Regions from separate parts of the Homo sapiens genome. Here region 2 is linked to region 1. Evidence: chromatin contacts called from ENCODE Hi-C or POLR2A ChIA-PET data. All regions are on one chromosome and are shown on one strand. Each heading gives the region's core, a stretch centred on a gene start or an enhancer-like site at or near the end of the contact. The rest is flanking DNA. Distances are from core to core; before and after follow the strand shown.

Region 1 (4,091 bases), core at 662-3,161:
ACTGACACCCTATTCTTATTCTCTTTTTTGTGCCAACTGGCCTAGAATTTTAATAGAGCCCTGGCTGCCCTGCTGACCCCAGCATGTTCATGCTGCGTCTACAGTGGCCTATGCCAAGGGGTGGTCCCTGGGGCACACCAGACCTCCTCTTCTTCTCTACAACAGTCTTGTGTTAGCAAGGCCAGTCCAACATGACTGGCACCAGAGCCTTACACTATAACACCTTTCTTCTTGGAAAGGCCCCAGGCACCAAGCGCTGTCTGTGAAGAAGACTGGAGAGCCAAGATGTAGAATTAGGCATGTGTGTGGGCTGAGGGCCCAGTGCAGCACATGGAACTTTGTAGGTGAAGTTTTCTGCTTTCCCTGGTTCTAGATCTTTGTATCTCAGGTCCTAGGCTCTTCCCAGTTCTGGAAGATCCCAGTGTCTTTCTCTGAGCTTCCTTTTCTTTTAGAATTGCATGTTCAAGGACCTTTAACAAATACTCAACTCCCTTAACATTTTTTTTTCTAATTTCATCTAAATGTTCACCTAAGCTGTTCATTCTCTGTCTTCTAGAAGTTAGTGAAACAGAATTATCAGAACCAGGCTCTCTTTTGGATGCAGTTGGTGTTTCTCCAAGGTGCTTATTACCTGTTACGGTTATTGCATGCTGGGACTGAGGTATAAACACTTCTGCTCAGGAGACCGAAGGCAGGTTAGGGGAGGCTGTAGGTACCTAGTTGGTAGAGTTTGCTGCAGAATCCTGGAAACAATATTTGGTCTAGGCTCAGACAGCTCTAGTTCAATGCCAAGATCTGCCTGGTATTAGCTGTATGGCATAGGACATGCCATTTATTGTTCCTTCAGTTTCTGCATCGTAAATAGTGATGATTTCAGGATTGTTGTTAGATTATGAGGAATATGGGAGAGTGCTTTGTACACTGTAAACACAATTACAAATGTAGTATGTTTTTCCTGTGCACACTCAGCAATTTGTATGATTAACTCTTTTGCATCTCTGCTTCTCCCTGTTGCTCTAGTTTGTTCACATCCAGGGGGCTAGATCAGACAAGCCTACACAGCTAGTAGCAGGTACGAGGAGGCATCGGATTGTGGCAGCTTCTTCTCTCCAAAGATGCCTCATGTCATTGTGCTTTCAAGGAAAAACAGCAAAGTATTTTTTTCGTTTTTTTTTAATTGGTATGTTGATATCTACTGGCGTACATTTTGTGTAACAATAGGCAAATATTAGGATTGTTAAGATGTTAGAGTAGGGAGAAGGATGCAGGGAATAGAGGACAGAGATAAATTTTACAGTTTGTGAAGATATGCGTGTTCACATCTTGTTTTGTTTTTCCTTTACCCAAACAAATAAATAAGAAAAACTGCCCACTTTGCTCTCTTATCTACCCTTCCTGTGTTCTCATTGGGGCAGAGCTCTGCTGGGGAAGGAAGCGGCCACAACCCCAGGCATTTACTACCTGTTCTCCCCACCTGCTATTTGAGAGAAGTTTTCAAGCTGAAGTTCGTACAGCTGCATTCACTTGGACATGAATATCTGGGAGTTCACGGGTTTGTCTGCCCCTTTGGCCTGAGAGAGCTGGGCGGAAGCCTCCTTGACGTCTGTGTTGACTCTCTGTTTCTCTGGTTTTTCTCTGGCCCAGTTTCCTGTTCACCTCTGTCCTCTGCTGTCTGGTAGGCTTGACTCATAGGAAACCACAGCCAAGTCACCTAGTGGTCTGAGTCACTGACCTTTGGAGCATCTCTTTCTTAAAAAACAATAAAGACAAAAGTAAGTGCCTAAGTAAGTACTGCATTTTGCAATAGATTTCAGCTAAGTATTGCACTGAACGGTTAGTTCTGGGAAGTCCCCACTTGTGACTTATTTTTGGCAACTGTGCTATAAGCAAATCATTTTATCTCCTAGCAACCGACTTCCCTCTTCCCTCCCTCCCTCCCTCCTTTGTATCCACAAGTGTTTGCTGAGAACCCTTTGTGTCCAGGCACTACATTAGGTTCTGAGCACAAAATGAAGACATAGAATGGTCCTCAACAAGCTGCTGATGCCCATAAGAAAGAGGCCTGCAAACATGTGTAAACAAGTGTGACAAGTTCACCGGCAAGGGGCAGCACAGGGTGGCACTGAACTCAGCCTCGGTATTGCCCTGACCACATGGCTGCATGTGAGCATGCCAGGTGAGGTGAGCAGGAGAGATGTTCTAGGCAGCGTTGGATGATTCTCTGTCACATTCCTTTGTGGTCAACTGAATTGCTCTCTTCAACTGCAGCTTTCACTGAGGCCACTTGAGGTTGCACAACTCCTTCCAGACACAGGTGAGCTCCACAGAGGGAGGATATGGACAAGGGGCTAGATTGGAAGGAAGATGGAGGAGAGTGATCCTTACAGCCCTGACATCGGTCAAGGGAGGCTAATAGCAGTGACCTTCCCCATCAATGTCATGTGGACTGGACAGCAATGACCAGGTGATCCATTGGTGGGGAAGTGTCCCCACAGGGACAATGGGGAACAGTCTATTCAGAAGGGACAATATGCTCGTAGCTGATGCTTTTGGCACCCTGTAACAAATCCCCTCAGCACACCTATGATTTTGTCACAGATCTGGTAGAGAGTGCAATGTGGGTTCCCATGACAATGCCCTCTTGAAACATGAAAAATGCTTCCCTGTTTTTTTGCCTCAAAGCCATCTCTGAAACTGGGAGCCCAGTCAGCCCCCAAGCAAGTACAACCTGCAAGTATGGAGAGGTAACGCCCTAGGAGCCATCTCTAACCAGTGAAGAATGAGAGCCAGTAAGCAAGTCTAGCCACTCCTCTTTTGGAGGGAACATTCTAGAAGGCATTCTGCACACTTGCCAAAGGTCACAGAAGAATTGAGCCCCTGTTGCCCAAAGCAGCAACCTTAATGATGCACACTCAGTGGCTTTTCATTCTTCCCTGTCTCACTCTCTCCCTTTTCTTTCACCTCTGCTTTTTGGGATCTCCTCCCAAATAAACCACCTGCACCAAGTCCTTGTGTCTAGTCTCAGGCTGTGATTTTAAGGGAGCCCAAACTAAGAGAGCAATATTATTAAAATTAAAGTTTTGAAATGAAAAGCATTTGAAGGTCCACTAGCAGTCTCCTTAAAATACCACCTACTACCTTTTGGTATTACCATTTATACCTGAGCCAGAGGAAAGGAGAATTCCAAAAAAGGCCTTAAAAACCCTCTGACCCACAGGAAATAGCTGCCATCTAGTCAGGCTGGGCAAAGGGCTTAGTAATACAGAAAGTGAAAAGGGGCTCATGGGGGCCTTAGCAGGGTGACTCAATTTAGTGGGTGAGAAGGAATTCTTGTTTAACTTAGGGGAAAACTACTGGGTAATATTCTTTTCCCTAGTCATAATGGTTACATTAAAAAAAAAAAAAACCCACATCGCTAGAAGGGCTAATGGTTAAGAAAAGATTGGGACAATGAGGCTCTATATGAACTAAAACGCTTATATTGTTACATTCATAAAAGCATGTTGAATTAAGAAAATAACAGGAATTTTATAGTTTGAAAATGAAAATAAAAGTTAATAGACACAAGGCTTCAAGATGGCTGACTAGAGGCATCTGGTACTTGCTTCCTCTGCAAAGAACTGAAACAGTGAGTGGATAATCACACTTAGAATAGATCATCTAAGAGGGAACACTGGAATGCAACAGGAAAGCGATAGGAAACACCTAAAGCAAGGAAGGAGAGGAAAGCAAGGCAGCCTGATTGGCTAGGAGTATGGAGAGGCTCTCCAATGCAGGAAAAGGGTAAGTCAGAGACCCCCAGTGGTCTGCATTCCCAACACAGACTCCTGCAATCCTAGCCACGAAAGAACCTCTTGACCACCAAGGCTGAAGTGCAAGCTGCTGCACATTTTCATGAGCCCTGAGGATAGACACTCCCACCTGCCACTGCCGCTTGGGGCTGAAATACATGCTCCCCAGCCACCTGCCTACTGCTTCTGCCACTCAAAGCAACCCTTCCCTCCCTAGGAGGGCTGCAGTGAAGCTGCTGCCACCTGCACTCATGTAAGCATTCCTCCAGAGCCTGAAAATCACCCAACCCCTGCCTACCA
Region 2 (4,091 bases), core at 1,072-3,571, 190 kb before region 1:
GAAGACCGTGAAATCAAACCATTAAAAGACAATTTCAAGACTAGTCACTTCCCTCACCTTCTATTCACTGTGATAAAGCCCCCAAAAGTCATTGGATGCTTCCTTTGATGTTGCTTCAGCTGGTGTGTTGACTTTGTTAGCACTCTCTATTGGGCATAGAGGTGCTCCTTACAAATGCTCTCTAGGAGTAAATGGGCATGAGGAGGCTCCATCACCTTCTTCCTATTTTCTCTGTTGTTTTCCAGCCTTGGGGACAAAGCTGGGATTCTTAGGGCCGAAGTCATCAAGGTTGCCTGCAGGTGTGCCTAGAAGAGATATGGTTTCAGCAAGCCTTCTTCTCTCTGATTTCTAAAAGGTTTTTTCATCTAATCTGAGGTCCCTGTCACTTTCTACCCTACCTCATCCCAGAATTGAGGTCAGAATGGACTTGTGTGGGATTTTGGCCCATGTAGCAGTGTGCCTTTAAATCTGGTGCTGGCAGTGGTAGCGGTGATGGTGGGTGTCACCTAGGATGGCATAAATTTCTCCTTCTGTGCCCAAAGCCCACCTTTCCATTCTTTAGTTTTTAGTTTAAAATTTAACTCTAATCATACAAATTACAGGAAAGTACATTCTTCTTGTGAGAAGTTAAATCAAAACACAACTGATAAAGTTAAAGACCTCTTTGACCAACAGTTCTTACCCCCTGGCAGCCCCAGAGGTAACACCTACTGCAGGGAAGGTGTGTATTCCTCCAGTTCTTTTCCTACTCATTAACATGCATGTTACGAATTGCTATCGTTAGAGAAAACATGAAGAATATGTGCTTAAATATATCAAAGACATCCTGTTTTAAACACTGTTCCACAACTTGTTTTTCCATTTGACTTGGTCATTCAGGTTGGTAGGACTGGACTCAGAGCCACTGGTCTGGTCGCACAGCCAGGAGGGTATGAGGAAGGCTGGAACTCTGCCCATCTCCACTAGATTAGCCCAGAGGAAGGGATGCCTTTCTGGAATTCGTTCACCCAGAGGGGATCATCTTATTTTAATTCATAGAAAGATATGTACTGTGGTGGCCCTGGATGGATCCTCTACACTCTGTTGCATTGCATCATAGTATTCCATTTTGTGGGTATAGTGTATTTTATGTATCCATTCCCACAACTGGACACTTGAGTTGTTTTTAGTTGCTCATGATCACAGACAAAGCTGCAATGAATAGCCCTGTACATGTGTCTGAGTACACATGTGCAAGCATTTCTCCTAAGAAGTAGTGGGATTACTGGTCATAGGGATGCACATATTAAATTCTACCAGCGAAATTGCCCTCTGAGGGTCCTACCAATGCACAGTCCCACCAGTAGTATACAACAATGCTCATTTCCATCATCCTTGCCACCACTTGCTGTCAGACTAGACTTTTTTTCTAATTGTCTTCTGTCTTAGTGTATTTGGGCTGCTGTAACAAAATACCATGAACCAGGTGACTTACAAACAACAAAAATCTATTCTTCACAGTTCTGGAGACTGGGAAGCCCAAGATCAAGGTGCTGGCAAATTTGGTGTCTGATGAGGGCCTGCTTCCTGGTTCATAGATGGTGCCTTTTTATTGTGTTCTCACATGGTGGAAGGGGCTAGCTAGCTTTCTGAGGCCTCTTTTATAAAGGCACTGATCTCATTCCTGAAGGCTCTGTCCTTGTGAACTAATCACCTCCCAAATGCCCCACTTCCTAATACCATTACCTTGGTAATTAGGTTTCAACATATAAATATTGGAAGGACACAAACATTCAGACCACAGTATCTTCCCCCTTCTTAATGTACCCCTGGTTGACTCTATTGCTCTGGGGTTGTTCCCAACCTATTGTTTTATTTTGTTCCTGGTTTCCTTATTATCTTGATCTCACCCTTGGCTCGCTGGGCACCCAATCTTCCCGTTCCTTGGTCCACCTGCTCTGACAAAGATCATCTGCTCTCATTTTAGCCTGTATTCTAGGTGGCAAGTGGGCTGGAGAACAATACTGCTTCCAACTGGCTGTGTGACCATGAGCCAGTCACTAGGATGGGGCCTCAGTTTTTCCACATGAACCATAAAGGAACTGGGTTACAGGAACTCCAGGATCCGAGTTCTCAAGTTCTGACTTGAGTAGGACTAAAAATTTTTATTTTAAAGAGACACTTGTCCTCATGGGCACTAACCACTGTTCTGGTCTGTTTAAAACATTCACTGTGAGCACATACAGACATGAGTCATTTGAAGAGGTAATGGGTAGGTATGACTTTTATTGCTCCCATAAATTATGTCACCATTCATTTCTGTGTTTTCATGGGTGGGGTTGGGTGACATCAGAGAAAGGACTTCTCGGTCTGCTCAAGCTCTCAATCAGCTACCAAACATTTCTTGAATAAATCAGGCCCACTTCCAACTCTGCCTCCTTCCACTTCCTTCTTATCTTCAGGCCACATCTTCCTTATCCATTCAGGAAATATTTATTGAGCACCTACAACATCCCCTACTGCATGGCCACTTTTGGAGAAAGTGAGAGTGGAAGGTGGATTAAAAATACAGGGTGGTGGAAAGTGCTTTTACGAGCTGCCAACTCTCATGGTTTAGTTCAGTGTTGTTTAATAGAACTGTCTGTGATGATGGAAATGTTCTGTAAAATCTGTGCTGTCCAATATGGACAAACTATAAGTGGCCATTGACCAGTTGCTGTGGAAAGTGTGGTTTGGGATCCCTGAATATAAGTAAGCAGTACAGGGCTGGGGGTGCTTTGCAGCAGATGCCCTAGAAATCAGTTCTCACAATCCTCTCTTTGAAGCCTCAGTCTCTTAATCTGTAGAAAATTGTTTTGAGGATCAAAGCACATAGTGTATAGGTTTTAGTACAGGGCCTAGCTCATCATAGGTGTTCAATCAAGGAGTACTTCCTTTCCTTCTTGTAAAGACCTGGTTCTCAGGACTCCTGCCTGCTTAGGACAAGTAAAAGCTTCCATCTCAAGAGGCAGGACTTCAGGAGCAGAGCCTGTGCCTCTGGGAGGGCAGGCTGAAGAGGCCACTTCCTCCCACAAAGGCTTCCAGTGCTTTAGACTCTGATTCACTCAGGTGAGTTGCACAACTTTATGGATGCCACAAATCATATCACTCTCATTCTGGGGATTTTTCAAGTGTGGGAATTTGCCTCCCCCACTACCGCCTACCTAGACAGGTGCTAGAATATAATAGGTGCTCAGTAAATAATGTGGGTGGATTAATCACCCAAAGTTGAGTGGAAGCCAACAGTCATGGGTTGTAGACTCTCCCATCTCTGCCTCTCCAGGAAAAAGCAAGGACTCTGGGGTAGCAAGCTAGGGTTTGAGGCTCAGTTATGCCTGTTACTTGGCTCTTTTATCTTGGCAAGTGCTGACTCTGCTCGGTTTCTTGGTGTTCTCCTCTGTCCAGTGGTAGAATTGTGTGACCTGACTCTCTCTCTCTCTCTATATATATGTAGGCTGCTTTTTCTGGGCAGGTCCTGAGGCTGAGTATAGGCTTTAAATACACATTTCTTCTCAGATTGAGGTTTGTCCAGGCTGATCACTCATCCTCCTGCTCTGCCCATCCCCCCAATCCCCTTACACAGCGGGAGCCTTGCAGTTGGTTTCCTGTGACTCCAACTACAAGCGAGCGGGTTTTCTCCTTCCCTTCCTTGACCTCACCCAGCAAGCACTCCAGAGACAGTCAAAGCAAACAGAACTTGAGCGACCTGGGCAGGAAATGTAGAACAAAGGAGGGCTTCTTTTATCAGCTGTTCCCTTCTGTTAGAAGATAAATTGTGAGCAATAAACTTAAAAAAAAAAAAAAACTGTAACAGAATAAAAATAAGTTAGATAATACTTTGATGAAATGGAGGCATTTATTTATTTATTTATTTATTTATTTATTTATTTATTTATCTCAGATGGAGTTTCGCTCTTCCTGCCCAGGCTGGACTGCAATGGCACGATCTTGGCTCACTGCAAACTCCGCCTCCCAGGTTCAAGTGATTCTCCTGCCTCAGCCTCCTGAGTAGCTGGGATTACAGCCGTGCACCACCACGCCTGGCTAATTTTGTATTTTTAATAGAGATGGGA

What was found. Hi-C counts contacts between places; a loop is a spot of excess contacts on that map. ChIA-PET counts read pairs that join two places held with the same protein, here RNA polymerase II (POLR2A). Pooled maps may share reads with other maps.
Region 2: a map of endothelial cell of umbilical vein shows a loop between it and region 1 (6-fold over the local background). The contact joins two enhancer-like sites. A Hi-C loop is called at or near these places in 1 of 168 maps with a recorded cell type or tissue (endothelial cell of umbilical vein) and 3 of 50 pooled maps. POLR2A ChIA-PET finds 5 or more read pairs at or near these places in 3 of 52 experiments (GM12878, Panc1 and activated T-cell).

The regions. Positions count from the first base shown.
Region 1 is chr3:40,969,456-40,973,546 of GRCh38, reverse strand. No RefSeq gene overlaps it. Among named protein-coding and RNA genes, the nearest start is that of CTNNB1, 230 kb to the left of the region's middle. RefSeq lists a silencer at 1,894-1,943 and an enhancer at 1,236-2,435. Within about 2 kb of position 1,911, at least 29 of the 41 ENCODE cell types and tissues checked have a DNase peak (open chromatin) inside an H3K27ac peak, as active enhancers do.
Region 2 is chr3:41,158,186-41,162,276 of GRCh38, reverse strand. No RefSeq gene overlaps it. Among named protein-coding and RNA genes, the nearest start is that of CTNNB1, 39 kb to the left of the region's middle. Within about 2 kb of position 2,321, at least 6 of the 41 ENCODE cell types and tissues checked have a DNase peak (open chromatin) inside an H3K27ac peak, as active enhancers do.